Linked DNA regions of Mus musculus: region 1 is linked to region 2. A link is a loop called in an ENCODE intact Hi-C map of the cell type or tissue named here. Cell type or tissue: left cerebral cortex. All regions are shown on one strand. Each heading gives the region's core, and the rest is flanking DNA. Links, peaks and the distances in the headings are about the cores only. Region 1 holds the start of Fbxw16 (F-box and WD-40 domain protein 16). Region 2 holds the start of Fbxw23.

Region 1 (16,222 bases), core at 4,146-12,145, 88 kb before region 2:
AGTGACCGCAATGTGCATCTCAGGGAGGGTAGTCATCAGTTCAATATAGGATTCCTGTACTGGGCTTTCCCAGGTCATAGCACCCTGGAGAACAAGAGCATCATGTTGTCTGAGCACCTCTAGTTCAACTGCTTTCACTCACCAGCTTTACTTTGCATCCTTGTCCAGACTGGAACACCTACCTTCTTACTTCCAAGAAAAGAATATGAAAGTTCTAAGCATCCATCACAGGATGTGGTAGCACAGACCTAGACTTCCATTGTGGGAGGCAGAGGCAGGAAGTTCACTAGCAGCTTGAGGCTAGTCCAGTGTATCATGTCAAGTTGCAGGCCAGTTGGAATTGCATTACAAGACTATCTCAAAAAAGAAAAGGAAACACAGGGCTGCAGAGATGGCTCAGCAGTTAAGACCACTAGCTGTGCTTAATGAAAGGAGCTTAGTTCAATTCCCTAAACACTCATTGTAGCTCACAATTGTTAGTAATTCCACTTCCAGGGGATCTGACTCCCTCACATGGAAATACACGCAGGCAGAATACCTATGTACATAAAAATAAAAAATAATCACAAAGAAGAAAAACAACATCTATATTATTTGTGGCAGGAGTGGACAGAAAAACAGGACTCATGCACTTAGGAGGCAGAGGTAGGAGTGTCCCCATGAGTCCATGGTCAGCTTGAACTCTAGGATAGCCTGATAGCATCCTAAACAGCCTCCTCCAACCCACCTGACAAAACCTAAACCAAACAAAACCCAAAAACTCCAAAACCTCCAACCCCAAGATTGTCCTCTTCATTATGTTACATTTCCAGTGTGTTGTAAGATACAACGTTTTTCAACATTGAGACCATAACAAAATAAAACCCCTTTGCTGTATGTTGGGACACCACATTAGTTCCAGCACTCAGGAGGCAGAGGCAGGCAGATTTGTTGAGTTGGAGGCTAGCCTGGCCTACATAGTTCCAGATCAGCTGAGACTACAGGGTAAGACCTTCTCCCAGACAAAGAGAACCAAGCTACCTCAAGAATGGATTAATGTTCACTGCATTAGGTTCTACAACATACTAAAATAAAAAATAGTTGAGAGAACAGAGGATTCTCAAGAAACACACAATGAGGTTCCAGCATTCACCGAATTCTCCCCTACAATGGCTCAGCAACTGGCCATCTCAAAGGTCATAGTATACATAGAAAGAAACTCTTGCATAAATCAGCACTGACTGCACAGTGGCAATCAGGTGTCATAATGGTGAGAGAAACCAGGAGTAATGTCTTCAAGAACCATAGTCATTGCCAGTCCTATGTTCTTTCTCACTCGTATTAGGGAACCTACCATCCCTCTCCCAGGGCATCATATGGACCCCTAGAACTCACAAAACCATAGAGAACAGAGATTATACCTACACACTGTGAGGCAGCCAGGTCAACAATGCTACCACAGCTCTAGCCCTGTTTCTTCCCCTAAGGCACTCAGCCCAGGAAGGTTCCCGGAGAACTATGGTCATGGCATCTGCATGGTATTGAAACAATGTCAGGAAGGTAGACCAATGAAATAGAATTGATAACCCAGAAATGAACACACATAACTACAGTCACTTGGTTTGACAAAGGAGCTAAAACCACCTAGTGGAAAACTAAGATAGATTTTCAACAAATGGTGCTGGTTCAACTGGCAATCAACATGTAGAAGAATGAAAATTGATCCATTCTTAACTCCTTGTAGAATGCTCAAGTCCAAGGACCTCCACATAAAACCAGATATACTGAATCTAATAGAAGAGAAAGTGGGGAAAGTTTCATACATTAAGGCACAGGGGAAAAGTTCTTGAACAGAACACCAATGTCTTATGTTCTATGATCAAGAATCAAATGGGACCTCATAAAATTGCAAAGCAATTTTAAGGCAAACGACACTGTTAATAACATAAACCAGCAAACAACATATTGGGAAAAGTTCTTTACTAATCCTCCATCCAATAGAGGGCTAATATCCAATATATACAAAGAACTCAAGAAGTTAGACTCCAGAGAATGATATAATCCTATTAAAAATCATTAACAGAGCTAAATAGAGAATTCTCAACTGAGGAATCTGGAAGGGCTCAGAAACACCTAAAGAACTGTTCAATATCCTTAGTAATCAGGGAAATGCAAACCAAAATGACCTTGAGATTCCACCTCACACCAGTCATAATGGCTAAGATAAAAAACTCAGGTGATAGCAGATGCTGGCAAGTATGTTGAGAGAGGAACACTCCTCCTCCATTGCTGGTGGGATTACAAGCTGGAACAAACACTCTGGAAATCAGTCTGGTGTTTTTTCAGAAAATTGGACATAGTACCACCTGAGGACCCAGCTATACCACTCCTGAGCATATATCCAGAAGATGCTCCCACATGTAATAAGGACACATGCTCCACTATTTCATGGCAGCCATATTTATAAAACCCAGGAGCTAGAAACAGCCCAGATGTCCCTCAACAGAGAAATGGTTACCAAAAATGTTGTATATTTACACAATGGAGGACTATTCTCAATCACTCTTAACTATAGAATTAATGTGTTTCTCATGGTAAACAATATAATCAACTATCATATTCACATGGTCAAATTTTAAAGTTTTTTTTTAATTTGTCTTTTAAATGAGAAGTTAAAATATTTCTCATGCTGCCAAATGTATATATATAAACACATTTATATATTTATAATATATCTGTTATTATATATAATACACAATTACATACATATATTTATGTTATATATTATATATACATATATGTATGTGTATATAATATGTATAATATATACATATATTTATAAATATATTGTCTCTCAGAAGAAAATATCCCCTGTTGCTCCTCTGCTCCACAAATGGTTTTTGTCTTCCTTAATCTCATCTTAAAGAGTGTTAATGCTGTTAACAGATTAATCTATTTGTAAACTTATAAACTCCAGTATACCCAATCAGTTCCACCTCTCATGGACCACACAGACTCCATCTAGATAAGTACAATCAATGACCTAAGTTTCTACCTGTTAACTATTTCATGGGCTGAGTCTGCTCTACTGTTACCTGGGATTGGGAGTCCTCTCACCCCAACCACGAAGACATAAGTGTTTCAAATGTACACTGGAGAAAATTTCTTTTTTTCCCAAAAGCATTTGACTTTATTCTCTTCCTCAAATATACATAACTATTCCAGCACCTTGCTATATCCAGGTGTTTACTCAAAATCTACATCCAGGACAGCTCCAGAGAAGCAACCCACAGATGTGTCAGAGCCTGCTCTCACAGACACGGATGCTTCTACTAGACCTGCTCCTTCCTACCAACAGATGGTACCACAGATCCTGGACAGCAAGAAAACAAGAGACTCTCCTAAGAGTAGACCAACACATGATACCCATTTTCCTAGTTTTTCCAGATATGTGGCCCCAAAGTCAGCAGAAAGCAGCTAAAGATCACAATGACACTATTCCTGATTTACTTTTGCCTCTTTCTAGTTTCTCCTTTTTAAAATTAACCCAAAATGGAGGCATGTTAGCATTTCTTTAGAGCTCCACCCAACAGTTACTGTGTAACAACCAGGTAGGCCTGGCTTGCTATAAAAGGAGCTGTTTGACCCCTCCTTGCTCTCTCTGTCCCTTCTGTCTAGTTCTTTTCTCTCCTTAACCCATTTTTCCCTCTTTCCCCTTCCCCCTTCCCTCTCCACTTTTGGTGACCTGCCTCTCCTCTCCTCTCCCCTCCCCTCTCCCCTCTCCCCTCTCCCCTCTCCCCTCTCCCCTCTCCCCTCTCCCCTCTCCCCTCTCCCCTCCCCTCCCCTCCCTCTCGTTTTCCATTTCTCCCTCTCATTTTCCATTTCTCCCTCTCCAGCTTGCTCTGTCTCTACTCCTTTCTCAACTCTGCTTCACAGAACCTACATAAACTCTATTCTGCACTATACACATTGTATGTCTCCTACCTCAGCGGAAGGGATGCCTCAGCATATGCCTGCCTGCTGAGGCACACCTCCCACCTCACTATACTTTCCTCTACAAAACATATCCTAGTCTTTTTAAGAACACAACACAGTCTGCTTCTTTCTCTGTCTACCCTGGACTGTTCTAGGAATCTCTGGCCATTCTCTCATATGTATAGTAAAAAACCTTTATTATGTCATTGAGCAGTAATGTCTAGAGTTTCTTCGCTGTACCCCCAACAATGAGCATGAAAAAAAATCAAAGCATTTCCAGAAAAGTCAGGAACAAGGCAATTATATCCACACTTCTACTCTCAGTTAATATGGTGTTGTTTTAGCTAGAACAATAAAACAAGAGAAACAAACAACAGGGAGGCCAATAGGAAAGCCAGAGTTTCTTCATTTGCAGACACTATGAGGCTGTATTTGGAGACCCCATGATTCCTCTGGAAAACTCTGAGAGCTGATAAACTCCCCCCAAATTGGCAAGCTATAGAAATAACATGGAAGAAAATCAGTGCCCTTCCCATGCAGCACTAAACAAAGTGAAGAAGGATCAGAGAAGCCTTCCATTTACAGCAGCCTGGAACACCACCCTAAAGGGGCCTGCTGGACATAGTATGCTCTTTTGATCCCAGAAGGCACAAGTTAGCAGATCTCAGAATTTGAGGCCAGTCTGGTCTACAGAGTAAGTTTCCCTCAAGTCTCTTACAAAGTGAAACCCTGTTCCAAACCAGAAAAACAACAACAAACAAACCCTGATGGTTCAGCAGTACAGAACAATTAATGCTCTTGCAGAGGACCCTAATTGGGTTCCCAAAGCCTACCCAACACCTGACAGCCTCTGGCCTCTGCCAGCTGGCAGCACCTATAAACTAACACAGGAACACACACATATATAATCAAAACTATGTCTCAAAAAAAAGTAATACCTAGGAGTACGCCTAACCTTCCATGAGAACAAACTCTATGATGAAAACTTTGAAACACTGACAGGCCCTGTACAGTTGGCTAAGCAGAGGACTAGAGTTCTATGCCCGCAGACCCAGTGCCCACAGCTTACAGTCATCTGCAATTACACTTTTTAAGGGACTTGGCACCCTCTTGTGTTCTCCACAGGCAGCAGACACACATGGATTACACATACATATATCCCCTGAAAACACTCATACATAGAAAATAATTCATTCTAAAAATAAATAAATAAAAAGTAGGAAGAGGGAAAAAATCACGTGTGGTGTTGCAAAGCTTCCATCCAAGTACATGGGAAGCCAAGGTAGATGGATCTGTATGGGGACTTCTGGGACAGACTGGTGTGTACTGGGGGATCCTGTCTCATCATCCTCAACAACAAAAACATGAAATTAGAATTCATATGAGAGTAACTTTTGCTACTTGTCAGCCAGACTCACCTCGTGAATATCCCAGGTAGAAATCCTGTTCGTGGAAGTCACCATACAGACAGCAGACTTCCCTTGTCCATTTCTTGTTAAGCCATGCCTTGAGATATAATATGCATAAGCCCGAAATTCTGCAAGGAAACCCCAACAATATGTGGACACAAGACAGTTGAGGGACAACTCTAACTGAAGGAGGTATGTTTTACTTCCCTCTGCCATGAAGAAGGCTTGCATAACAGCTGTGGAAAGGATGAAGAGAGAGGCAGCCATGCACACTACAGGCTGGTCACTGGTTCAGATACATTCATTCTTTAGTCTGTTTCTATAGATACCAAATGGGTACTGGGGCCTGGGGTTTAACTCCTGGGCATAGTGCTTAGTTCTGTTCCTGGAGGCCTATAAACCATAAACTGGTACTCATTTGGAGCCAGAAGGATCCAAAGTTCAAGGTCATTGGTTGGTTGTTTTTACATGAAGGGTTTGAGATCAGCATGTGGTACATGAGATCCAGTCTGAGAGAGTGAGAGAGAGAGAGAGAGAGAGAGAGAGAGAGAGAAAGGAAGAAGAAGAAGAAGAAGAAGAAGAAGAAGAAGAAGAAGGAGAAGAAGAAGAAGAAGAAGAAGAAGAAGAAGAAGAAGAAGAAGAAGAAGAAGAAGAAGAAGAAGAAGAAGAAGAAAAATCAGGTGTAGAGTTGTACCAGTCTCATGAAGGCATGCACCAGTTCTTGAAATGAGCCCAACCTAGTCTACAGATAAAGTTCCAGGCTCGACACAGCTATATAGTGAGAACTTATCTCAAATAAACAGAAAAAATAAAATTCATCCTTTCAGGAGAATGGATTCCATTAAGTTTTCTTCTGACACACAAACACTGTGCCATGTACACACACACACACACTAACACTAAAATAATAAATGCAAAAAATTTCAAAGCATCACTCCATCAGAAAACTGGTCTAAGGAATTTTTTTGAAAGAGATAAATACTAAAGCCTATTTGGTAATTTCCCCAGTAAATTTTCTCTACACTCTGGGAAGGATATGAAGCCTTCAGGGAAAGGGAACAATAGATCTGGTTTTACGATGTAGAACAACCACTCAGCATATTACAGAGAAGTTCCATGGCTAGACTAGTACAGCAGGCCCATGCTGTTAAACTACATTTCCCTTCCACTTATTAAATGAGAATGCAGGACTGCACACACTGGGAAAAACCAAGGGGGTATCTCTTATAGAGTACCCAAGCTCATACCAAACTCCACAGGAATTTCCTTGTAAGTGAAATCTTCTGGCTTTGCCCGGGATTTGGCATGTTCTTGCCATGTTCTGTAAAAGAAGAACTGCTTCCATGTCTTTTTGCCATGGAGCTGTAGGGTGACCATGTCACAGTAGAGCCATCTCTTCTGACACAACTTCCTGCAATGCAGAGTTGCAATCCCATTAGGCTAACCCCAATCACCTCACCTTAGAGCCATGGTTACAGTGAGCAAACTTTTAATCACTAACCATCCTCATGCAGCAGAGGCCCAGGCCCAGAATCTGAAGGCCTCTTCTTCCCTCTCAGCCCCATCTTGTCCCCTCCTCCCATCCCACCCTGCCCCTCTCATTACCTCCACAGGACATCACTGCTGGCAAGTGCATTCCAGTTCTATGGGAGAGAAAAGAATCCTTAAACCAACAACTGCTCCTCTCTCCTGTTCTCCATTTGTTCTGGGCTCAGCCTACACAGGTTAATCAAACAGTCCTAGCTCTCCTGGCCCAGCAAGCCTGGAGAGACTTACCCCAGCAAACACAAGTCACCTTGTGAGAGCTCAGTGGAAGGAGCGCCAGGCTCAAAGTCTGACAAAGGATATCAAGGATGTCACATATTAGCAACATATCTCCAAAGTGCAGCCTGTTCCATTCTTTTAGTAGATTTTTTTTTTATATCACGGTTACTGTTCTGAGATAGGTTGTCTAGTTGCCAGGGCTGGTTTTAAATTCTTGTGGTTGATTTGACCCAAAACTCCTGATCATCTTGCTTCGACCTCACAAGTGCTTCAATTACTGACATGTGCCACCACTCCTACCTCAACTAACCATATTTGAGGTCTTCAGAGTGGATAATACTAACCCAGGAATCTGAGGTATATCTATTTGCTATTCTGAAGGATGGAGTTCCTGTTGGTCAAGAGAAGCAGCTTAGTCCCTGAGACACTAATGTGTCAGAGCTGAGTTGACAGGTCTGAATAAGGTAAGTTTTAGGAGAAATTGAAGGAAGGGAGGAAGGAAAAAAGGAAGGAAGGAAGGAAGGAAGGAAGGAAGGAAGGAAGGAAGGAAGAGAGGAAGGGAGGAAAGAAGGAAAGAATGAAGAAAGGAAGGAAGGAAGGAAGCCTGTGAGAGTGTGTTGCTGGGGTAGCCGAGACTCCAAGACTGAGTGGGAAAAGTCAAAAGGGCCTTTTGTAGGGTGCACAGAATGGAGGAGTTCAGCCAAGGAGCTTTTACCTTGTTCACTTGGGCAACCTGTAGCAAACTGTAGGCATCCAGATAGGAGAGGATTTCCATCATAGGCAAACTAGGTAAATGGATCTCCATCTTCAGTGGCCTAAGTCCACACTCACTCTCCTTTCTCTTCCCAGCTTGCTCTGATTTTAAAGACTTGGCCAAAGATTTAGCAGGATTGCCAACCACAGCTCATCTGGCTTTGATTGGAGCAAGCTACAGCTGTGAAGACTCTCAGCCTGTCCCCTGCCCACATCACTGGAGCCAGAAACACTCAGCTGAGAGATCTCACACCTTAACTCACTCCACTGTGATTTTTCACTGTGTAGATGAGCTCAAAAACCCCTTTCTTGCACTGTGGAAACCCAAAGCACATGATCTGGGGCAGCCCTGATTGATGATGTACTTGTAAGAACTTTCTAGAAAATCCCGAGTAACACACTAATTTTCAATAGTTTCAATTGCTTATGTGAAGTCCATTAGGTTCATGTCTACCTTGAGACCTGAGTTAGATCAGCAGGACCCACCTCTCTGTGCCTGTACAGCCTCTGAGATCATGTGCTTGTGTACTCAGTGTTCTAGTAGAAAGTGGCGGTCAAACAGGACACCTGATGTTTTCTACTGGTCTTTGCACATACACAGGCATAGGCACTCCTGCATATACTTTTACATGTACTACATACAGAGGTGGTATATGCTCTTAATTGATAGCCATGTCCAAAGTCCCTCTCAGGCATATATTTTATCATATTAAATGACATTCACAGCTTTGACAGATAGGCAATACAAGGCCCAGAGATTGGGACATAGATGTGTCTTTTAGAAGGGACCACCATCACAGGCCACTGCAGTTGCTATATAAAGACATATTTGCATGTTCACAATGGTTGGAAACCCTATAATACCTCCTTAACAACATTAAGGAGGGACTGAGAAAGAGTGCACCCAGGTTCTTAACCAGTGTCTGCTGGAAACCGTTGGTACCTTGCTGGGTATGGTAAGATGTCTGTAGCTCTTAATAACAGGCTTCAGTGAATTAACAGGTTAGGTTGGGAACCTTGCCATAATAGTCTTCAACTTCCAATAAGGCATGTGGATACTCTGAGCTTTCATAAAGAGAAAACAAAGGCTCAAGACACCTTATAGAGAGATGGAGAAGGAAGGAGGAAGGAGAAGCTCAGATCCTGCAGCCCAGGCAGTGGACAGAATACAGAAGGCTCTGAAGATGACTGAAGTCAGGAATACCACCTGACTGCAACCACATTTAACCTAGTCCTGTCTAGTTTTATGTCAGCTTGACACAAGTGCCTCAGACACTCTTGTGTCCCTTTTGTGTCTAGGACGGGTCTCTAGGTGCAGATGGGCAAGAAGCCGGCAAAAATGACACACAGATGCACACAGGAGATTGTGGAGAATCTGAATATATTGCCACAAAGTGAACACCAGTCTTATATAATACATAAAATAAAGGTGGTAGGAAGTCACAGCAGGCAAAGTATATTGAAGCTACCTGACACAAAACAAAGGAATGCCTTCAAAAGGACTTACAGGAACCAGATAAATGTTTACAGTAAAGATAAATCAGTCCTGGTTAGGGTCAGCTTAATGACAGGTAAGGATTCCACACCCTAGTCACAATTAGTGCTACTTCTTTGAGCCTAGTGAAAGCTAGCACCAGAGGGTTCTGCTGTAGCAGACCTTCTCATAAATAATGCAATACCACAAAGCCCCTATTTCCTAGGCCTTGATAAATTCTCATATGAGTGCAACTTGGGCTGTTCTTTTAAGTATCTGAGGAGAATCTCCATTTGTCAGAAGAATTCACCACTTGCTTCTAATATGCAATGTAGCCTGCTATACCTGGCTGTAATGAAGATTCCTGTCTTAGTGGGATTCCCTAACTTTTACATGGTAAACCCACCTATTAGCTAGGCCATTGTGTATGGGTGAGACTGGCTACTGCCTCAAGTAAACACTCTGCAGACCAGCCCTGAGCTATTCCAAGCTTCTCGGCTTCAAGCATTTTCTAGGATGTTGGTACACTGGCTAAGGCTTAGCTATGTCAGAATTCAATCTTTAAAGGCACTTATAATAAAATAATACTAAAAGAGAGCACATGGATCCATACACCAGACTAATGCGGCGATAGGGTATGAGTACACAGGTTATGAGAATGCCAAAGTTCCAGGAGGTGAGTTCCTTTTGAAATTCTATGCCTCATGAGTGCTCCCAGGCCTCTCCGCCTGACAAGCAAACTTCCCTGGAGTGTGCGTTGCACACAAAGCTACAGTCATCTGAGTCTAGGGAACCTCAATGGAGAAAATGTCTCCAAGTGATAAGGCTGTAGGCAGTCCTGTAGGGCGATTTCTTAATTAGTGATTGATGTGGGAGGGCCCAGCCCATTGTGGGTCATGGCATAAGGCAAATGGTAAACTTGGCATGAATGATTTCTTTAAACCTAAGTATTTATATAGTCAAAAATAGGCAGGGATCCAGGCACTCATCATTAGTTTCAGCACTCTGGAGACAGAGTCAGGTGCATCTCTGAGTTTGAGGCCAGCTTGGTCTACAGCCAGTGCTCTTAACTGCCACATCATCTCTCCAGCCCTGGCCTGATTTTCAGTTTTTCTGTAAGCCTCAGGGTAGGAAAGTCTTCCTGGCTGTTGGGAGCAACCCTGTTTGAATGTTAACTGCCTTGAAAGCCATAAGTGCTTACTTAGAAAGTCTTGGCCTTAGTGGGAAAGTATGAGCTTAGTTGAGATTTCTGTGGGGAAAAGTTGAGGCCTCTGTGGGAAAGTACTACCCCAAATTAAGGACAAATAGCTATAGACCTTGTCGACAGGTACCTAGTAACACATTCTGTTCTGTTTCTCCTGCTGAACCTTTTATCTAGCCAATACCCTGCTTTTGGGAACAGGTGCGTTCCCCAGAAACAAAATGATTCTGTGTCATCCCCCTCCCCATATCCTGCTTCTGTGGGCATAAAACCTGCCTGTAAAAATAAAATGTGTCAGCTTGATCAGAATTTTTTGACTTGCTGTCTGTTCTTTGTGTTTCTCGCCAACCCCATTCTCTCCACAGGTGGTTCCTCAGATCCTGTTTAACTGTCCTGTGGGCCTGGACAAACTGGCACCTGGAACAGGGATCCCAGGGGACCCCAGGGATCCCAGAGGAGAGAAAGCTGCTCATCATTGGAGGGTAGGCCTACCTGCTCATCTTGAGAAGCACCAGAGAGCAACTTCTGTTTGCTGAAGATGACAAGGATTAACCCATTGTTAGACAGTCCAGAAGGAAAAGAAAATGAAGCAGCGCAGATCATAGGAGAAATATGGTAAGAAATGGGGCGACCATGTTTAAAGCAGTCACTTTTTGTGATACGACTTTAAGAATCACTCAAAACACGAGGAACTAGGATTAAGAAAAAGGATTTCATGAAATGTTTAGATTTTGTGGGAGACATTTGTCCATGGTTCCTCCAGAGGGAACAATTGATGAGAAATGCTGGCATAGAGTTGGTGATTATTTCAAAGATTATTATGAAGCATTTGCATCTATGAAGATACCTGTTACTGCTTTTAGCTACTGGTCCCTCATTAATGACATTTTTAGAATTACCCCTGAATGGCCAGATTTTCAGCATTTAGTGTCTGAGGGAGAGTCCACCTTGCCCCCTTCTCCACCATCAAACACACCAGATGAGGGAACCTTATCCCATTACTAATGGCTGTAAGCCACTATGTGGTTGTTGGGAGTTGAACTCAGGACCTCTGGAAGAGCAGTCTATGCTTTAAACTGCTGAGTCATCTCTCCAGTCCTTGCTTTCTTTTTTCAAGACATTTTCTCTATGTAGTGCTGGCTGTCATCGAACTTTCTCTGTAGACAATTTTCTCAAACTCACAGAGATTCTGCTGTCTCTGCTTCCTGTGGTTAAAGACAGCACCATCCACATCAGTAAATTTAAATTAACTATCACCGCAGAATTTGTCATCAATAAAGAGGAGCATGTGACATCTCAGCTCTTCAGAGGGTAAAGGCACTTGCAACTGACCCTCATGACTTGAGTTTGGTCAACAGGACCCAGGAGGTAGAAGGTGGAAACCGGCCCTCCAAAGCTGTCCTATGGCTTCCACGGGTGTGCCAAGGGAAACATTAATTTAAAATAATTTTAAAATGGGACTGCAGAGAAGAATCAAGAATTAAGAGCACACACTATTGTTCTATGGTGTTTGATTTTCTCTGCCTGTAAGGTTTACATCCACCTGTAACTACAGTTCCCGGAGGTTCTGTGTCTGATATGTATCAGCCTCTGGTCTCCAGGGCATCTCATGTCATATTCATAATCCACCATCTCCATATATCAAGCCACCTGTATATATAACTCCCCAGCATATGCCACCCACAGAATGTAACCCATAACATATGCTACTCTATCCATTTGCCATCCCCAATATCTGCTACCCATAGGATATACCACCACAACATCTGCCATCCCCAATATGTGCTATTCCACAGCATTTGCCACCCACAGTACCTGTGTCCCCCAGCATATACTGCCCCTCCATATATATATAACTAAAATATTTTTAAAAATTTTTTTGTTGTTTAACAAAAGATAATATTGGAGGCTGGCAAGATGGATGAGCAGGCAATAACACTGACTGCTCTTCCAAAGGTTCTGAGTTCAAATCCCAGCAACCATATGGTGGCCTAAAACCATCTGCAATGAGATCTGACACCCTCTTCTGGTGTGTCTGAAGTAACCTACAGTGTTAATATGTATAATAATAAATAAGACTTTGGGCATCATCAAGCAGCAACTGAGTGAGCTGAGTTGACTGGAGTGAGCATGGCTGACCAGAGTGAACACAGGTCCTAAAAAGTTCAATTTCCAACACTATATGAAGGCTCACAACTATCTGTACTATGTGCATCTACAGTGTACTCACCCACATTAAATAAATAAATAAATAAATAAATAAATAAATCTTATTTAAAAAGACAATCTGGTCATGGCGACTCTTGCTCTTAACCTCAGTATTCAGTGGACCAAAGTAGGAGATCTCTTGTGCTCATCAATGAATTGGGCTACACAATGAGCTCTATCTTATGTGAACACTCCTACCAAGCCATCCTCAAAGTCAATCAAACCAACAAAACAAAATCCAGGTAGACAATTTAAGTGAAATAAGGTTCTGGGCTTGTTAGTCATGCAATGGGAGCTGCCCACCAGTAACCATGCTGTTAGCCACAAGGCAAGGCCAGCGCCTTCAGGTGCCTTCAAATTTCCATTTGTGCTTCAGCAAAAAGTACAGAAAAAGTAAGTAGAAGTATTTTTGTCTCACTTTATGCCCTTTGAATGTGTGTGTTCCTGGATCTCACCCAGAATTACAGACCCAAGTCTGCAGTCCATGACTCCTGGAGTAGGACTTTAAATTGAGCATGCTCAAGAAGTGCCTGACACATAAGCACCTTCCCTTGTTAATGTGTACAGGATCCCAGAATAAATCCTCCCAGTCCCTTTTTTGATGAGGGCACTTCCCTTCCATACCCTTTTGTTTATGACTTTGCACTCACCAGGACATGACCCAGTTGTGTTCATTCACACTGACTGATACTAGGTGACAGTTTGTCACAGAAGGCAGGCAGCTACTAAGATACTGATGAATGGGCAGTGTATCGAGTGGTCACATGTTGGATAAAGCCATGATCCTTGCCCTGGATGGGAAGGGGGAAGATTTCTTCACACTGCTCAGAGTAATATGGGTGGAGGCTAATGTTCAAGGTCAGCCTGACTGAATTTGGGATCCCCAGGAGACAGACCTTGGGGACTCCACTGAGATGGACTGTCTCCTCTTACGCCAGTGAGCCCAAACAAGCTGTCCCTTAAGTTGCTTTTATCAGATACTTAACTGTCACAGCAATGAGAAAAGTAACCAGTGTAATATGTTTTATTTGTTCATTTTGGCATTTGTAGGATAGGGTTTTGTCCTGGAACTCACTGTGCAGACCTGCCATGCTCCTACCTCTACTTCCCATTTCGTTTTTGAGACAACCCTGCTACATAACTCTGGCTGTTCTAGAAACATGCTATGTGGACCAGAATGGTCTTGAACTCAGATTCCCCTGCCACTACCTCCTGAATGCTGAAATGAAAAGTGTCACCACTATGCCCCAAGGTTAAAGATGTATTTTTGTTTTATATATGACTGGTTTTGCCTGCATGCACGTCTGTGCACTGCATGCATGCTGTACCCACAGAGTGCAGAACATGGCATTGGATTGGATCCTTTGAAACTGGAGGTTCCAGTATCAAAATAGTAAAACTTATATTGTGACTAGTTGTGTATTCATGGATCAAACACAGCATTTTGGGTGTCCTAGACAAGCCATATATATATATATATATATATATATATATATATATATATATATATATATGTATATATATATATGTATATATATATATGTGTGTGTGTGTGTATATATATGTATACACACACACACACACACACACACACACACACACACACACATATATATATATATATCCGCAGCCTATATCCAGAATTATCTATTTAATATTTTCAGATGGTTTTCCATGGGTAACTGAAATAACAGAAAGAAATCCTTGCCTAGGGAAAGAGGACTACAGTTCAGCCTTCATTGTGTTGAGAGCAGACCCAGATTTATCCCAAAGGGTTTTTAACACAAGTCTATGGGTGGTGATTAAAAATGGATTTTTCTTTTAATATTTTTACTGGATAGAATATACTAATCAATTGTGGGTCTTGGGGGATGGTTCGTCTTGAGTAAAGTTTTGACTGCTTGAAGTTTGAGTGTCTAAGTTCTGATCCTCAGTAGTGTTGGAATAGTCAGGTACAGCATGTTATGGCTATAACTCCAATGCTGGAAGTCAGTCTAGTGGAAAGTGTCAGCCCTAGGTGAGATATTAGTGAGATAATCTGTTTTCAAAAAAAGATGGAGGGCTAGCAAATGCTCTGTCAGTAAACCTCTTCCCAGCAAAACTCATGACATGACTTCAATCTCTGCAACACACTGGTACAAGGAGAGTACTTAGTTCTGCAAGTTGTCTTCTGACTTCGGCATGTGTATTGTAACCCTCCTTCTCCCAAATAAATATAGTAATTGATTTTTAAAATGTAGAGGAAAAGAGGGGAACATGAACACAGATCTCACGCCTCCATGTGTACATTCACACATGAATGTACTCAGATTGATAACTTTAAATGAATTGATATTTTTTAAAAATTAATTTCATAAAAATAAATGAAAATAAAAATTGTATGTATATGTGGTTTGAAGTTTTCCAAAACAAAACATATGTGTGTTCTGTCTAGATGTATGTATGTGCACCATGTTCAAGCCTTGTAACAGAGGACCAGAAGAGGGTGTTGGAATTCTTACAACTAGAGTAACAGATGTGAATTGCCTTGTGGGTACTAGGAAATAATGTGGGTCCTCTGTAGATCTGAAAATGCTGTTACCCACTGAGCTGTCTCCTAAGTGCTTCCCTATGCTGCTTACAATGTCACCAATGGAATGGTATCTCGATGAAGAGTCCCTATAAAGGGAATTACCTTGATTAGTTCTTTGTGATCAACAGCTCTATGAGTAACATTTTGAAGCCCCAGGTTATGATTGGAAACTGTGGAAATGGGAGGTCTCCTCAACCCTCCTTTGATTAGTCAACTACAACTTCCTGACAACCATTAGTGTTGGTCATTAATCTGATACTACCCACACTGGGGTGGGGGAAATTTTGATTAATTGCTGTGGGGCCTTGCGCTATGCACAGACAGGCTGGTCTACAGTGGAGCTGAGATGATGAGCCCTGGGACCGGTGGTCATCATTTACCTACATGGGATGGAAGGAGTTCACTCATGCTCCTGGAATTCAGGCTCCTGCCTAAGTTACTGCCCCCCACAGCCCCCACAAGAGAAGCATGCCTAGCAGTCACATAGGCAATGTCCCAAGCTTCTGACCTTCAGGCTAGACTTCTCCCCAGTTACCTAGCAACAGAAAAGTTAGCAGCTCACTTTAAAAGGGGCTGTTTGGCCCCTCCTTACTCTCTCATTCCTTTGGTCTCTTACCTCTCACTTCTCTCACTCTTCTCTCCTCTCTCTTTATCTTCTCCTCTCCCCTCCCCTACTCTCCCCTCCCCTCCCATCTTCTCTCTTCTCTTACTTTCTTTCTCTCTAGCCTTCTCTCTCTCTCTCTCTCTCTCTCTCTCTCTCTCTCTCTCTCTCTCTCTCCCTTCTCTCTTTCTTCCTGCCTTTCTACAATAAAGCTCTAAAACCATAGACAGTCTCTGCTCATCAAGGTTTCACTTAAACTTGCATGCGTGGGAACCTCTCTTCTTTC
Region 2 (16,222 bases), core at 3,452-11,451:
CTTTTAAATGAGAAGTTAAAATATTTCTCATGCTGCCAAATATATATATATATATATATATATATATATTTATAATATATCTGTTGTTATATATATAATACACAATTACATACATATATGTATGATATATATTATATATACATATATGTGTATATATAATATGTGTAATATATACATATATGTATAAATATATTCTGTCTCTCAGAAGAAAATATCCCCTGTTGCTCCTCTGCTCCACAAATGGTTTTTGTCTTCCTTGATCTCATCTTAAAGAGTGTTAATGCTGTTAACAGATTAATCTATTTGTAAACTTATAAGCTCCAGTATACCCAATCAGTTCCACCTCTCATGGACCACACAGACTCCATCTAGATAAGTACACCTGCCAATCAATGGCCTAAGTTTCTACCTGTTAACTATTCCAGGGGCTGGGACTGCTCTACTGTTACCTGGGATTGGGAGTCCTCTCACCCCAACCACCAAAACATAAGTGTTTCAAATGTACACTGGAGAAAATTTCTTTTTTCCCCAAAAGCATTTGATTTTAATCTCTTCGTCAAATATACATAACTGTTCCAGCACCTTGCTATATCCAGGTGTTTATTCAAAATCTACCTCCAGGACAGCTCCAGAGAAGCAACCCACGGATGTGTCAGCACCTGTTCTCACAGACACAAATTCTTCTACTAGACTTGTTCCTTCCTATCCACAGATGGTACCACAGATCCTGCACAGCGAGGAAACAAGAGACTCTCCTAAGACTAGACCAACACCCCATCCCCATTTTCTTAGTTTTTCCAGACATGTGGCCCCAAAGTCAGCAGGAAGCAGCTAAAGACACTGGACGGTTGGAGATTGATTTTTTGCTTTGATTGTGACTGTGCCCTGGTATTTTCCCTCTTCAAGGAAGAAACTGTTTTAGTGGAGCCCACAGTTAAAAGACTTTTAATTGTAAAAAGACTTTGGATTTTAAAAGAGATGGATATTTTGAAGAGATTGAAATTTTAAGAATATGTAAAGACTGTGGGACTTTTAAAGTTATTTAGATCTAACAATGACACTATTCCTGATTTACCTTTGCCTCTTTCTAGCTTCTCCTTTTTAAAATTAACCCAAAATGGAGGCATGTTAGCATTTCTTTAGAGCTCCACCCAACAGTTACTGTGCAAAAACCAGGTAGGCCTGGCTTGCTATAAAAGGAGCTGTTTGACCCCTCCTTGCTCTCTCTGCCCCTTCTGTCTGGTTCTTTGCCCTCCTTAACCCATTTTTCCCTCTTTCCCCTTCCCCCTTCCCTCTTCACTTTTGGTGACCTGCCTCTCCCCTCCTCTCTCTTCCTCTCCCCTCCCCTCCCTTTCCCTCCTCTCCCCTCCTGTCCCCTCCCCTCCCCTCCCTTCCCTTCCCCTCCCCTCCCTCCCGTTTTCCATTTCTCCCTCTCCAGCTTGCTCTGTCTCTACTGCTTTCTCAACTCTGCTTCACAGAACCTACATAAATTCTATTCTGCACTATACACATTGTATGTCTCCTACCTCAGGGGAAGGGATGCCTCAACATGGGTCTGCCTGCTGAGGCACACCTCCCACCTCACTATACTTTCCTCTACAAAACATATCCTAGTCTTTTTAAGAACACAACACAGTCTGCTTCTTTCTCTGTCTACCCTGGACTGTTCTAGGAATCTCTGGCCATTCTCTCATATGTATAATAAAAAGCCTTTATTATGTCATTGAGCAGTAATATCTACAATTTCTTTGCTGTACCCCCAACAACGAGCATGAAAAAAAAAATCAAAGCATTTCCAGAAAAGTCAGGAACAAGGCAATTATATCCACACTTCTACTCTCAGTTATTATGGTATTGTTTTAGCTAGAACAATAAAACAAGAGAAACAAACAACAGGGAGGCCAATAGGAAACAGAAGCGAGAGTTTCTTCATTTGCAGACACTATGAGGCTGTATTTGGAAACCCTATGATTCCTCTGGAAAACTCTGAGAACTGATAAACTCCCCCCAAATTGGCAGGCTATAGAAATAACATGGAAGAAAATCAGTGCCCTTCCCATGCAGCACTAAACAAAGTGAGGAAGGATCAGGGAAGCCTTCCCATTCACAGCAGCCTGGAACACCACCCTGAAGGGGCCTGCTGGGCATGGTATGCTCTTTTGATCCCAGAAGGCACAAGTTAGCAGATCTCAGAATTCGAGGCCAGCCTGGTCTATACAGTTAGTTTCTCTCAAGGCTCTTACAAAGTGAAACCCTGTTCCAAACCAGAAAAACAACAACAAACAAACCCTGATGGTTCAGCAGTACAGAGCAATTAATGCTCTTGCAGAGGACCCTAGCTGGTTTCCCAAAGCCTACACAACACCTGACAGCCTCTGGCCTCTGCCAGCTTACAGTCATCTGCAATTACAGTTTTTAAGGGACCTGGCACCCTCTTGTGATCTCCACAGGCAGCAGACACACATGGATTACACATACACATATCCCCTGAAAACACTCATACATAGAAAATAATTCATTTTAAAATAAATAAATAAATAAATAAAAATTAGGAAGAGGGATAAGTCAGGTGTGGTGTTGCAATGCTTTGATCCAAGCACATGGGAAGCTAAAGTAGATGGATCTGTATGGAGAATTCTGAGACAGCCAGGTGTGTACTGGGGGATGCTGTCTCATCATCCTCAACAACAAAAACATGAAATTAAAATTCATATGAGGGTATCTTTTGCTACTTGTCAGCCCGACTCACCTCGTGAATATCCCAGGTAGAAATCCTGTTCATGGAAGTCACCATACAGACAGCAGACATCCCTTGTCCATTTCTTGTTAAGTCATGTTTTGAGATATAATATGCATAAGCCCGAGATTCTGCAAGGAAACCCCAACAGTATGTGGACACAAGACAGTTGAGGGACAACTCTAACTGAAGGAGGTATGTTTTACTTCCCTCTGCCATGAAGAAGGCTTAGATAACAGCTGTGGAAAGGAGGAAGAGAGAGGCAGGCAAGCACACTGCAGGCTGGTCATTGGTTCAGATACATTCATTCTTTAGTCTGTTTCTATAGATATGAAATGGGTACTGGGCCTGGGCTGTAACTCCTAGGCAGAGTGCTTAGTTCTGTTCCTGGAGGCCTATAAACCTTAAACTGGTACTCATTTGGAGGCAGAAGATCCAAAGTTCAAGATCATTGGTTGTTTTTACATGAAGGGTTTGAGATCAGCATGTGGTACATGAGATCCAGTGAGAGAGAGAGAGAGAAGGAAGAAGAAGACGAAGAAGAAGAAGAAGAAGAAGAAGAAGAAGAAGAAGAAGAAGGAGGAGGAGGAGGAGGAGGAGGAGGAGGAGGAGGAGGAGGAAGAGGAGGAGGAGGAGGAGGAGGAGGAGGAGGAGGAGGAGGAGGAGAAGAAGAGGAGGAGGAGGAGGAGGAGAAGAAGAGGAGGAGGAGGAGAAAAGGAAGAAGAGGAAGAAGAAGAGGAGGAGGAGAAAGAAGAGGAAGAGGAGGAAGAGGAGGAGGAGAAGGAGAAGGAGAAGGAGGAGAAAGAAGAAGAAAATAATCAGGTATAGAGATATAGCAGTCTCATGAAGGCATGTACCAGTTCTTGAAATGAGGCCAGCCTAGGCTACAGATAAAGTTCCAGGCTCGACACAGCTATATAGTGAGACCTTATCTCAAATAAACAGAAAAAATAAAATTCATCCCTTCAGGAGAATGGATTCCATTAAGTTGTCTTCTGACACACAAACACTGTGCCATGTACACACCTCACATACACTAACACCAAACTAATAAATGTAAAAAATTTCAAAGCATCTCTCCATCAGAAAACTGGTCTAAGGAATTTTTTTGAAAGAGATAAATACTAAAGCCTATTTGGTAATTTCCCCAGTAAATTTTCTCTATACTCTGGGAAGGGTATGAAGCCTTCAGGGAAAGGGAACAATAGATCTGGTTTTATGATGTAGAACAACCACTCAGCATATCACAGAGTAGTTCCATGGCTAAACTAGTACAGGAGGCCCATGCTGTTAAACTACATTTCCCTTCCTCTTATCAAATGAGAATGAAGGACTGCACACACTGGGAAAAACCAAGGGGGTATCTCTTCTAGAGTACCCAAGCTTATACCAAACTCCACAGGAATTTCCTTGTAAGTGAAATCTTCTGGCTTTGCCCGGGACTTGGCGTGTTCTTGCCATGTTCTGTAAATGAAGAACTCTTTCCATGTCTCTTTGCCATGGAGCTGTAGGGTGACCATGTCACAGTAGAGCCATCTCTTCTGACACAACTTCCTGCAATGCAGAGTTGCAATCCCATTAGGCTGACCCCAGTCACCTCACTTTAGAGCCACTGTTACAGTGAGCAAACTTTTATTCACTAACCATCCTCATGCAGCAGAGGCCCAGGCCCAGAATCCGAAGGCCTCTTCTTCCCTCTCTGCTCCATCTGCAGCCTGATCCATTCTTTTAGTAGAATTTTTTTTTATCACTGTTACTGTTCTGAGATAGGTTGTCTAGTTGCCTGGGCAGGTTTTAAATTCTTGTGGGTGATTTTGACTCAAACTCCTGATCATCTTGCTTCCACCTCACAAGTGCTTCAATTATTGACATGTGCCACCACTCCTACCTCAATTAACCATATTTGAGGTCTTCAGAATGGATAATACTAACCCATGAATTTTAGATATATCTGTTTGCTATTCTGTAGGATGGAGCTCCTGTTGGTCAAGAGAAGCAGCCGAGTCCCTGAGACACTAATGTGTCAGAGCTGAGTTGACTGGCCTGAATAAGGTAAGTTTTAGGAGAAATTGAAAGAAGGAAGGAAGGACAAAAAGGAAGGAAGGAAGGAAGGAAGGAAGGAAGGAAGGAAGGAAGGAAGGAAGGACGGAAGAGGGGAAGCTCTGTGAATGTGATTCTGTGGTAGCTGAGACTCCAAGACTGAGTGGGAAAGGCCAAAGGGGCCTTTTGTAGGATGCACAGAATGGAGGAGTTCAGCCAAGGAGCTTTTACCTTGTTCACTTGGGCAACCTGTAGCAAACTGTAAGCATCCAGATAGGAGAAGATTTCCATCATAGGCATACTAGGTAAATGGTTCTCCATCTTATGTGGCCTAAGTCCACACTCACTCTCCTTTCTCCTCTCCAGCTTGCTCTGATTTTAAAGACTTGGCCAAAGATTTAGCAGGATTGCCAACCACAGCTCATCCGGCTCTGATTGGAGCAAGCTACAGCTGTGAAGACTCTCAGCCTGACTCCCCTTCCCCTCTCACTGCAGCCAGATGCACCCAGCTGAGAGTGCTCACACCTTAACTCACTCCACAGTGATTTTCACTGTGTAGATGAGCTCACAACCCCTTCCTTGCACTGTGGAGACCAAAAGCACGTGATCTGTGGCTGCCCCGATTGATGATGTACTTGTAAGAACGTTCTAGAAAATCCGGAGTAACACACTAATTTTCAACAGTTTCAATTGCTTATGTGAAGTCCATTAGGTTTCTCCAAATTCCTGGTGTAGGCAATCTGGTTTCCATGTTCATGTCTACCTTGAGACCTGAGTTAGATCAGCAGGGCCCACCTCTCTGTGCTTGCACAGCCTCTGAGATCATGTGCTTGTGTACTTAGCTTTCTCATAGAAAGTGGCAGTCAAAAAGGACACCTGATGTTTCCTGCTCATCTCTGCACATATACAGGCATGTGCACTCGTGAATATACTTTTACATGTACTGAACATGAATTCCAGGCCAGCCTAGGTGAAGGAGAGGAAAATTACTGTTTTATTAAAAAGAGAAAAGTAAAAGTGTCATGCTGATTTCATTCATGCTGTTTATATTACTAAGTAGAAATCAGAATTTATTTTCATTCTAAAATTACCTTCTCCTGTGCATCCACAGGAAGAGCTTATGTCCTGGACCCTGGAAACTGTGATCCTTTGTCCTTTAAGACAACAACTCAATGAACCCAACACTATGATAGAGTGCACACAGACATACACCATGGACATATGCATGCATGCATACTTACACATACACGCACACACATACAATGTGGATATATGTGTATATATCCACACAGCCAGTTTTTCAATTGAGGTCTCTTCTGATTCAGATTGTAAACAGTTTTGATGACTGCAGACCCCACTGCTGGCTTTTCTGCCACAGGGTTCCAAGTTAGATTCTGAAGCACTAGCAAAATGAAAGCAACCTAAAGAGGGGACGACAGGCCACACTACAGGCCCTGAAAGGAGCCAGAGTCCTCTTTGTGCTTCACTTTCTCAATTTTCTTTTTTATCTCTTATTATGTTCTCTCCTTTATTATTTTTGAGACACGGTCTCACTCTCTACCCTGACTGATTAGCCTGAATCTTCATATATAATGTAGGTCTCAAAATTAGAGATCTGTCTGCCTCTGCCTCCCAAGTGTTGGGATGAAAGATATGTACCTCACTTCATGGCTTTGACCTTTCTGTATGCATATTTTCTGAGCCAGCTGATGGTTCTGGCTTCTTTCTCTGAGTGACTGATTTAGATGTTGAAATGCAGAGCTGTTGTAACTCCTCATAACAGTTATGAGGCTTTGCTACCCCAGACACCTTAACAATGGATAGTATCCATTCATGTTGGAGATCTGATTATTTTTACTGCGTACTTATTTAAGGTGTGTGTGTGTATGTGTGTGCGTGTTTGTGTGTGTGTATGATTGAATGAGGAAGGATATTGTCCTATGATCTGAGCTGGCTTAGAGTTCACTGAGGAGTTTAGGTTGGCTTCAAACATGAAATTTCTTGCCTGCAGAAGCCAGGAGAGGTCATTTGAAGTTACAGACAGTTGTAAGCACCCATGTGGGTACTGAAAAATCAAACCCAGGTCCTCTGGAAAAGCAGCCAGTACTCTTATCCACTGACCCATCTCTCCAAACCTAAAGAGATTCTTCTTCTTGTTTTATTTAATCCAGTAGTTCAATAATGGCCATCTGGGAAAGAGACCATCAGGAGACCAGGAGAGATGAGCTGAAGAACCTTTTCTGAGGCTCTGATATTCACTGCACATTGTGAGCTGAAGATGGTTGTTGCAGTAACTTCTTGTGGCAGATGAACAAGTGAGTGTAAATGAGATGGGGGAGGTGGGAAAAATACTCTCTGTCCCAGGTTTAGACATTGTTTATCTAACACTGTCAGGGCCCTGTTCTCTGCAGAGGAACTAGAAGACAATCCACTCCTTGTCTCTGCCAGTTCCCAGCAGCTGCCCTGGCATCCCTGGACTTGAGAAGCATCACTCCATTCTCTGTCCCTGCCACCAATCATGATCTCATCCAAGTAAACATCCATTTCTGCTTTGTTGTATCTCACTACATAGCTCTGATGACCTAGGCTCACTATGTAGACAAGGCTGGACATGAACTCACAGGGATCCACCTGCCTCTGCCTGCTGCTGAGTGCTGGGATTAAAGGTATGTCCCATGATGCAGAAATTACTTTTGTTTTGTTTTGTTTTGTTTTGTTTTATTTCTAGACACAATTTCTCTGTGTAGCCTTGGCTGTCATAGAACTCACTCTGTGGGCCAGAATGACCCCCACCTCAGAGATCTGGAGGCTTCTACCTCCAGAGTGCTGAGATTAAAGACAAACACTGCCACCGTCACCCAGCTGGGATGTCTTTCTTTTTTCAGGTCACCTGTAAATATTGTCAGAGAACAACTGAGTAAATTAAGATAAGTTCCTCATTTGAGATGATAACCCAGTAATATCTTTGAATTTTCATTATGTGAATGAGCGTGTGTGTTTGTGAACTTGAGCACAGGTACACACAAAGGTCAAGGTGTCAGATCTTTCTGGTGCTAGAGTTGCAGGCAGTTGTGAGCCATCCCAGGAGATTCTGGGCATAGGACTGGAGTCTTCTACAGAGGTGGTATGTGCTCTTAATTGATAAGCCATGTCCAAAGTCCCACTCAGGCATATATTTTATCATATTAAATGACATTCACAGCTTTGTCGTATAGGCAATACAAGGCCAAAAGATTGGGACATAGATGTGTCTTTTAGAAGGGACCACCATCACAGGCCACTGCAGTTACTATATAAAGACGTATTTGCATGTTCACAATGGTTGGAAACCCTATAATACCTCCTTAACAACATTAAGGAGGGACTGAGAAAGAGTGCACCCAGGTTCTTAACCAGTGTCTGCTGGAAACCGTTGGTACCTTGCTGGGTATGGTAAGATGTCTGTAGCTCTTAATAACAGGCTTCAGTGAATTAACAGGTTAGGTTGGGAACCTTGCCATAATAGTCTTCAACTTCCAATAAGGCATGTGGATACTCTGAGCTTTCATAAAGAGAAAACAAAGGCTCAAGACACCTTATAGAGAGATGGAGAAGGAAGGAGGAAGGAGAAGCTCAGATCCTGCAGCCCAGGCAGTGGACAGAATACAGAAGGCTCTGAAGATGACTGAAGTCAGGAATACCACCTGACTGCAACCACATTAAACCTAGTCCTGTCTAGTTTTATGTCAGCTTGACACAAGTGCCTTAGACCCTCTTACATTCCTTGTCTGTCTAGGACGGGTCTCTAGGTGCAGATGGGCAAGGAGTCGGTGAAAATGACAGAGATGCACACAGGAGATTGTGTAGAATCTGAATGTATTGTCACAAAGTGAACACCAATCTTATATAATACATAAAATAAAGGGGGTCAGAAGTCACAGTAGGAAAAGTACATTGAAGTTACCTGACACAAAACAAAGGAAAGACTTCAAAAGGACTTACAGGAATCAGGTAAATGTTTACAGTTAAGATAAAGCAGTCCTGCCTAGGGTCAGCTTAATGACAGGTAAGGATTTCACACCCTAGTCACAACTAGTGCTACTCCTTTGAGCCTTGTGAAAGCTAGCACCATGGGGTTCTGCTCTAGCAGACCTTCTCATAAATAATGCAATACCACAAACCCCATATTTCTTAGGCCTTGATAAATTCTTGTATGAGTGTAACTTGGCTGTTCTTTTAAGTATCTGTGGAGAATCTCTGGAGGCAGAGTCAGGTGCATCTCTGAGTTTGAGGCCAGCTTGGTCTATAGCCAGTGCTCTTAACTGCCACATCATCTCTCCAGCCCTGGCCTGATTTTCCATTTTTTTGTAAGCCTCAGGGTAGGAAAGTCTTCCTGGATGTTGGGAGCAATCCCTGTTTGAATGTTAACTGCCTTGAAAGCCATAAGTTCTTACTTACAAAGTCTTGGCCTTAGTGGAAAAGTATGAGCTTAGTTGAGATTTCTGTGGGGAAAAGTTGAGGCCTCTGTGGGAAAGTACTACCCCAAATTAAGAACAAATAGCTATAGACCTTGTCGACAGGTACCTAGTAACACATTCTGTTCTGTTTCTCCTGCTGAACCTTTTATCTAGTCAATATCCTGCTTTTGGGAACAGGTGTGTTCCCCCAGAAACAAAGTGATTCTGTGTCATCCCCCTCCGCATATCCTGCTTCTGTGGGCATAAAACCTGCCAGTAAAAATAAAATGTGTCAGCTTGATCAGAATTTTTTGACTTGCTGTCTGTTCTTTATGTTTCTTGCCCCACCCCATTCTCTCCACAGGTGATTCCTCAGACCCTGTTCAACTGTCCTGTGGGCCTGGACAAGAAAGCTGCTCATCATTGGAGGGTAGGCCTACCTGCTCATCTTGAGAAGCACCAGAGATCGACTTCTGTTTGCTGAAGACGACACGGATTAACCCATTGTGAGACAGTCCAGGATGAATAGAAAATGAAGCAGCGCAGATCATAGGAGAAATATGGTAAGAAATGGGGCGACCATGTTTAAAGAAGTCACTTTTTGTGATAGGACTTTAAGGGTCACTCAAAATATGAGGAACTAGGTTTAAGAAAAAGGATTTCATAAAATTTTTAGATTTTGTGGGAGACATTTGTTCATGGTTCCTCCAGAGGGAACAATTGATGAGAAACGCTGGCATAGAGTTGGTGATTGTTTCAAAGATTATTATGAAGCATTTCCATCTATAAAGATACCTGTTACTGCTTTTAGCTACTGGTCCCTCATTAGTGACATTTTTAGAATCACCCCTGAATGACCAGATTTTCAGCATTTAGTGTCTGAGGGAGAGTAATCTCTTAAAGAATCCACCTTGCCCCCTCCTTCACCATCAAACACACCAGATGAGGGAACCGTATCCCATTACAAATGGCTGTGAGCCACTATGTGGTTGTTGGGAGTTGAACTCAGGACCTCTGGAAGAGCAGTCTATGCTCTTAACTGCTGAGTCATCTCTCCAGTCCTTGCCTTTTTTTTTTTTCCCCAAGACATTTTCTCTATGTACTCCTGGCTGTCATCGAACTTTCTCTGTAGACGATTTTCTCAAACTCACAGAGATCCAGCTGTCTCTGCTTCCTGTGGTTAAAGACAGCACCATCCACATCAGTAAATTTAAATTAACTATCACCACAGAATTTTTCATCCAAATAAGTCTATGCCCTCTTAAAAGGGCAGGGAAGCAGAAAAGCACATCGAACAATCTTTAAATTCTGACGCATTATCTCTTTGTGTCTTATCCAGCAAGGCTAAAGCAGAAGCATTCAATATAGACCACAGTAAATCAGTGGAAGAGGGGGGCCCCACAGGGAAAGTGGGCTGGGGCAGGAACAGTGGGGTGGGTACCTGGGAGTTGAGGATTGCTTGGGGATATAGGGTGGTGTAACTGGGGATTAGGCCCTATAGATGCTTTATATTTGTTGGGGATTTCCTTTTGTAGTTTAATCTTGAATGTCAATCCCCAATCTGTGCCCTCTTTATATATGCGCAACCCCCAAGAGAATCCTCTCTTGGTCCAGTCAGCAGTCCTTGTGGCTGTTGTAAAGCCAATTTGTAATGGGTTGCACCACCCTTGTCTAGAAGAATTGGGGGAACAATAGCTATTAAGGGGTTGCTTTCCAGGGTAGGTGACTTTGGAATTGGGGTAAAGTTGTTTAACTGTGACATAATCCCGAGGAGGATGGGGTCCAATAGGTATCCCCAGTGGTTTCACAGCCCCAAGAGGCGCAATAAAAGTCATTTTCATAGCCACATTTATAATTCAGAGATCTATCTCGATGAGTTCCCGGACAGACATATATACCTCCAGTGTGTAAGGCCAGGGCAGCAAGGCATATATCACTGCTGCAACCTGGATCAATCTTTTTATCACCTGTGTTAACTTCTGTTAATTGAGGCATATAATAATCAGGGGTGCTCCAGGCAGCGTCTGCACCCAATGCAAGGACACAGATGTCTACTTCTAACTCGGGCCAATGGGGTTCGGCACCAATCTTGGAGCTGGAGTTAGAGCAGCCCCAATGGCCAGGTTAATAGACTTAGAAACTTGTTGAGAAAACACATCTACCTCATTACAAAGCTTGACCATACCATTTATATCTAAACTCTTGGTTTTACCTCTCAGGGCAGCCCTACATGCTGAATTGGTGTTTTCAAGGGCAAGTTGTCGGACCAATGGACTCTCACTTTCCTCAGGTCCCAAAATTCTCTCAGCTGCTTCCTGCAATCTGGCAACAAACTGCGCATAGGACTCTTGGGGCCCTTGTATAATCTTGGTTAGGGGCGTAGTTAGGGCCCTTGCAGCAGGGACAGCGCACCAAGCTCCCAGGGCATCCTGTGCCATCTGGGCGAAGACACTAGGGGAGAGCCCTAATTCTTTTTTGTCTGCAGTGAAATTGCCTTTACCACAGATTTTATCAGCAGTCCAGGAGGCTGTCTTACTGGTAGGATTCTTTCTATTATTTGCAGCCAAATTTTCTCCTCTGTCCACAAACCCTGACTTCCAAGTTAAATATTGGCCTCTAGTGAGGACAGACTGAACAACTTTATTCCATTCATTGCATATCAAGTAGCCTTCTCCTGCTAAACTTTCTAATACAGATACTGTGAATGGGGCATTAACCCCATAATTTTTGACTGCTGAATGGAGATCTTTTACATGTCTCAGTTTTAGCTTTTTGTAGACTGGTTAGCTGTTGGTGTCCAACCCTTCATCGGGGGACATGCCACCCTCATCGGAATCAGAGTTTGCTTGATCCTCCTCCTCCTCATCACTCTCTGGTTCCCCCTGATCTTTATCGGAGGAGCCAGTGGGGGGTCCTCATGACCTGGAGCAGCCTGACGGGCTCGAGATCGGGTGAGGACAGGGAAAGTCAATTGTTCATTCTCTTGTTTCTGAGAGGGACCCTTACGGCCAGTTTGAGGGGTTTGGGGGATGGGACCTTGAAGGTCTCCCATGAGGGCCCTTTGTAGACTCTGAGTCTCTAGACTGAGGTCTTTTTGAAGTTCTAGAACATCTTTAAGATTGGTAATCTGAGTCTGAAGCTCTCTCTTAGTTTGAAGTAATCACTGAACGGACGGAGAAGCCAGCAATATGGGATGAGCGGTAGGGGCAATGGGGGACAAGTAAGGAGGGGGGTGGTATTTAAAGAGCTCCATGGCAATGTAGGCACCGGGTCCCAGACCATAGCGGCCCCATTCATAATTGAAAGCCTCTTCATCAAGTTCTGCCTCAGAAGAGGGATCAAGGGGGTCATTTGACAATTCTTTATATAAAATCGGATAAATTCTCTTGGGTTTTGTTGAGGGCTGAAGAGCACTCTTTTTTCCTGAAGCAGACCTAGCCTGGAGAGTGAGGGGAGTAGGGAGGGAATCTTTAGGAATAGGGTCATCAATTATCGACACGGGCGAACGGGAGTTTTCTAAAAAATCTTCAGTAAGGGCTAAGAGGCAGGCGCCTTCTCCGCCCTCTTCTGTCTGTTTAAGGAGATCTCTGACGATTCCCCAATAGCTAAAAAAGGACTCAGGGACATCTTCTCCTTCTTTTATTAAACTATTGATTTCTTTGCCTACTTTATTCCAGGTTAAAGGGTGTATTTCAGGGCCACTCAGTATCAGCCACGGACATCTTTCGTCCACAAAACAAAACAAAAAATTTATTAAATCCTTTTTCTTAACTCTTATCCCTCTCTCCTAAAGAGACCCCTTCATCTCCTGAATAAAAACTGTCTCTTTGGACAGAACATTCCCCATGGTGAATGGAACAATTTTATGCCCAGACTTACCTCTCGATGTCCGAGACACTCAAGCAAAGTGGCGGGGAACTGTCTCACTGTCTGCGTGGTACCTCTCAAATCCGTTGTCCAGAGGGTGGTCGTACCTCGTGCCCCACATCTGGCGCCACTTGATCCGTCCAGCAGGTCCAGTTATTCGAGGGTCTCGAGCGGCCCTTCTCCTAAGAACCAAATCGGGGGAGGGAGAGACAGACACCCAGTGCGAGGAACGACACGCGGAGATCAGTCTGATTAGCATCAAGGTGTCACTGTATTCAGCAAGGCTCAAGGCTTAAATGCACAAGCAAAAGGGGAAGTACTCCTCAGCAGGAGGGGTGGGGCAGTGGAAATGTACAAGTAAAAGGGGTAGTACAAGTACTTCTCAGCAGGAGGGGTGGGGCAGTGGAAATTTTTCTTTTGGCAGCTACAAGGGGAAGCAGGAACTTGGTGGTATCAGGGTACATCTTGAAGTCAGGACATCTGGCGCTGACTTAGGGCTGGAACATTCTGTGGTTGTTCTCGGAGCAGTGCATTGGTGGCCCGCTTTTGACCCCCTTTTCTTCTTGGGGAGAGAGGCCCAATTCAGAGATCAGGACAATTGTGTTGTCTTAATAGCTCCCAACAATACATACTTTAGAGTGCATGGCTGCCATGGGAAAACCACAGATTATTAAAACTGACAATAGCCTCGGTTATACAGGAACCAAGTTCCAATAGTTTTGTTCCAGTTTGATATTAAACATGTCACTGATGTTCTCTATAAACCTCAGGGAAAGGGCATCATAGAACAAGCCCATCAACTTTTAAAAAATATGCTTCAGGAGTTGACTGAAGTTACAGGTGCTAATTCCCCCTTCACGCCCCAAAATAGGTGTAATCATGCTCTCTTTGTTCTTAAGTTCTTGTCCCTGGATTATGAAGGCAGGTCAGCAGCTGACTGCATGTGGCATCCTAAGTCAAAAGATTCTTGTGCATTAGTGTGATGCACTAATCCCCTCACTGGACAATTGAAAGGACCAGATCCTGTCTTTATATAGGGATGAGGGTCTGCTTGCATTTATGAAAAAGAAAATGCTAGCCCAATATGGTTACCAGAGAGGCCAGTAAAAACTGTTAACCTGCCCATTTCCAGGATGGAGCATGTAAAAAATTGTTAACCCATCTTTGTCCAGAATGGAGTAATCGTTTCCTCCTGAGACAAATCTCATTTCTTTCTAAATGTTGGTCCAAATGAAGAAACTCCTGATCCTACTCCTGATCCTGTGGCTGACCAGAATGACCACCAACCATCAACTTCCTCCACTCAAATCTCCTAATCATAGACACCTCCCTTGAAATAATACTTGGGTGGTTCTCTCAGAGAGAAATGATGTTGTTTGGGCCACTTCTAAGACCTTCACCAATTTGATTTACTCTTTTTACAGCAGGGAGGGCTGTGTGCAGCCCTTAGGGAAGAGTGTTGCTTTTATGTGAATAAGATAGCAATGATCAAAAAAAACATGAAAAAGGTAAGAGAAAGCCTAGCAAAAAGACACACACACAAACACACTTGAAAGAGAGAGAGAGAGAGAGAGAGAGAGAGAGAGAGAGAGAGAGAAAGAGAGAGAGAGAGAGAGGAGAAGAGAGCTGGAAAAGTACTAGCTTAGTTGAGATTCCTGTGGAAAAAGGTGAGGCCTCTGTGGGAAAGTACTAACCCCAGTTAAAAACAAATAGCTATAGATCTTGTGGACAGGTACCTAGCAATGCATTCTGTTCTGTTTCTCCTGCTGAACCTTTTACCTAGCCAATATCCTACTTTTGGGAACAGGTGCGTTCCCCCAGAAACAAAGCAATTCTGTGTCATCCCCCTCCCCATATCCTGCTTCTGTGGGCATAAAGCCTGCCTGGGAAAAATAAAATTTGTCAGCTTGATTAGAATTTTTTGACATCGCTTCTCATCCTTTTGGCTAAGATCAAGTGCAGAATTTTTTGACTTGCTGTCTGTTCTTTGTGTTTCTTGCCCCCCATTCTCTCCACAGGTGGTTCCTCAGACCCTGTTTGACTGTCCCGCATGTCGGGACACCTGGCATTGAGGTCAGCTCTGCAATACTGAGCAGGGTGGAAAGCACCAGGAAGGGCAAATGGTGCAACAACCTGAGCACCTACTATGTTCCCTGACACACCAACCCATAAGTGTCTAACAGGATTTCTGTGCAAGGCCATGGTTCCTGCCATAGCAAGAACTGGCTCTAAGCATCCTGGTTCTAAGGATGCTGGTTTCCAACTGACTGCCGAGAAGCCAGTCCAGCTGGGTGATCCACTCCACACAGGGTTCTTGGAAGATGAGGAGAAGGTGAAAGGCAGAGAACAGAAGCTGTAAGTTCCACACTGGTGAGTCCTGAGTTGGAAGGTGGTGATGGAAGGGCAGAAACAGGGAGGCAGAGGACCTGGGTCCTTGGTGGGACTCAGTGTCCCCATAACAAACTACATATGAAACCCTTCTGCCATTAGGGCCTCTCTATCATAAGCTGATTTTATAATCAAAACAGAACATTAAAATCCAATCTGAATTTCTCTCTCTTTCTGAATCTGTCTGACTGTCTATCTGTCTATATGTCTCATCTATTTATCTCTGTCTCTGTCTCTGTCTTTCTATCTCTGTCCCCCTACCCCTTATGCCTGACTTCATATTTAACTCCACCTGACCTTTTTGTTCCATAGTAATCAGGTGAAGTGTGTGTGGGGGTTGTGGTTGCTTGTTTAGTTATTGATTGGTTTTTTGAGGCAGGGTTTCTCTCTGTAGACCTGGCTGTCCTGGAACTTATTCTCTACACCAGGCTCAAGATAAAAACAGTGATTATTCTTATCACAATGGTTTTTTGGGGAGGGTTATTCTTACTGAGGAGATGGGTATAGTTTCTGGCATATCACACAATGGGCAGGCAAGCTCAGGTGCTGCCCAGAGGCCTATTATTGATCAACAAACAGTGATTTAAAAAAAATGGTGGGGTGTGAACCTTTAGTCCCAACAGAGGTAGACAGATCTCTGAGTTTGTGTGTCACAGTTCACCTGTGGTCAGAGGAAAACTGGAGGGAATCAGTTCTTTTCTACCACATGCATCCTAGGTCTCAAACACACACACAAAAGCACATGCTGCATCTG

Evidence for each region. A loop is a pair of places that touch in the nucleus more often than their neighbours do. Peaks named below come from ENCODE experiments on the same cell type or tissue, not always from the same donor. Only the 100,000 strongest peaks of a DNase experiment are listed, where the experiment ranks them.
Region 1: it touches region 2 in a loop (12-fold over the local background); 14 of 42 quality-filtered maps call a loop at or near these places.

The regions. Positions count from the first base shown.
Region 1 is chr9:109,441,177-109,457,398 of GRCm38, forward strand. It overlaps Fbxw16 (F-box and WD-40 domain protein 16), which reads right to left and starts at 7,964. Exons shown (of 10, transcript NM_177070.3): 1 at 7,843-7,964; 2 at 6,969-7,006; 3 at 6,611-6,774; 4 at 5,373-5,491; 5 at 1-84. The coding sequence starts at 7,932. In left cerebral cortex, for the core only: no CTCF peak of the experiment used is centred there; no DNase peak of the experiment used is centred there.
Region 2 is chr9:109,529,728-109,545,949 of GRCm38, forward strand. It overlaps Fbxw23, which reads right to left and starts at 13,462. Exons shown (of 10, transcript XM_017313742.1): 1 at 13,093-13,462; 2 at 9,654-9,693; 3 at 4,037-4,291. The coding sequence starts at 9,661. In left cerebral cortex, for the core only: no CTCF peak of the experiment used is centred there; no DNase peak of the experiment used is centred there.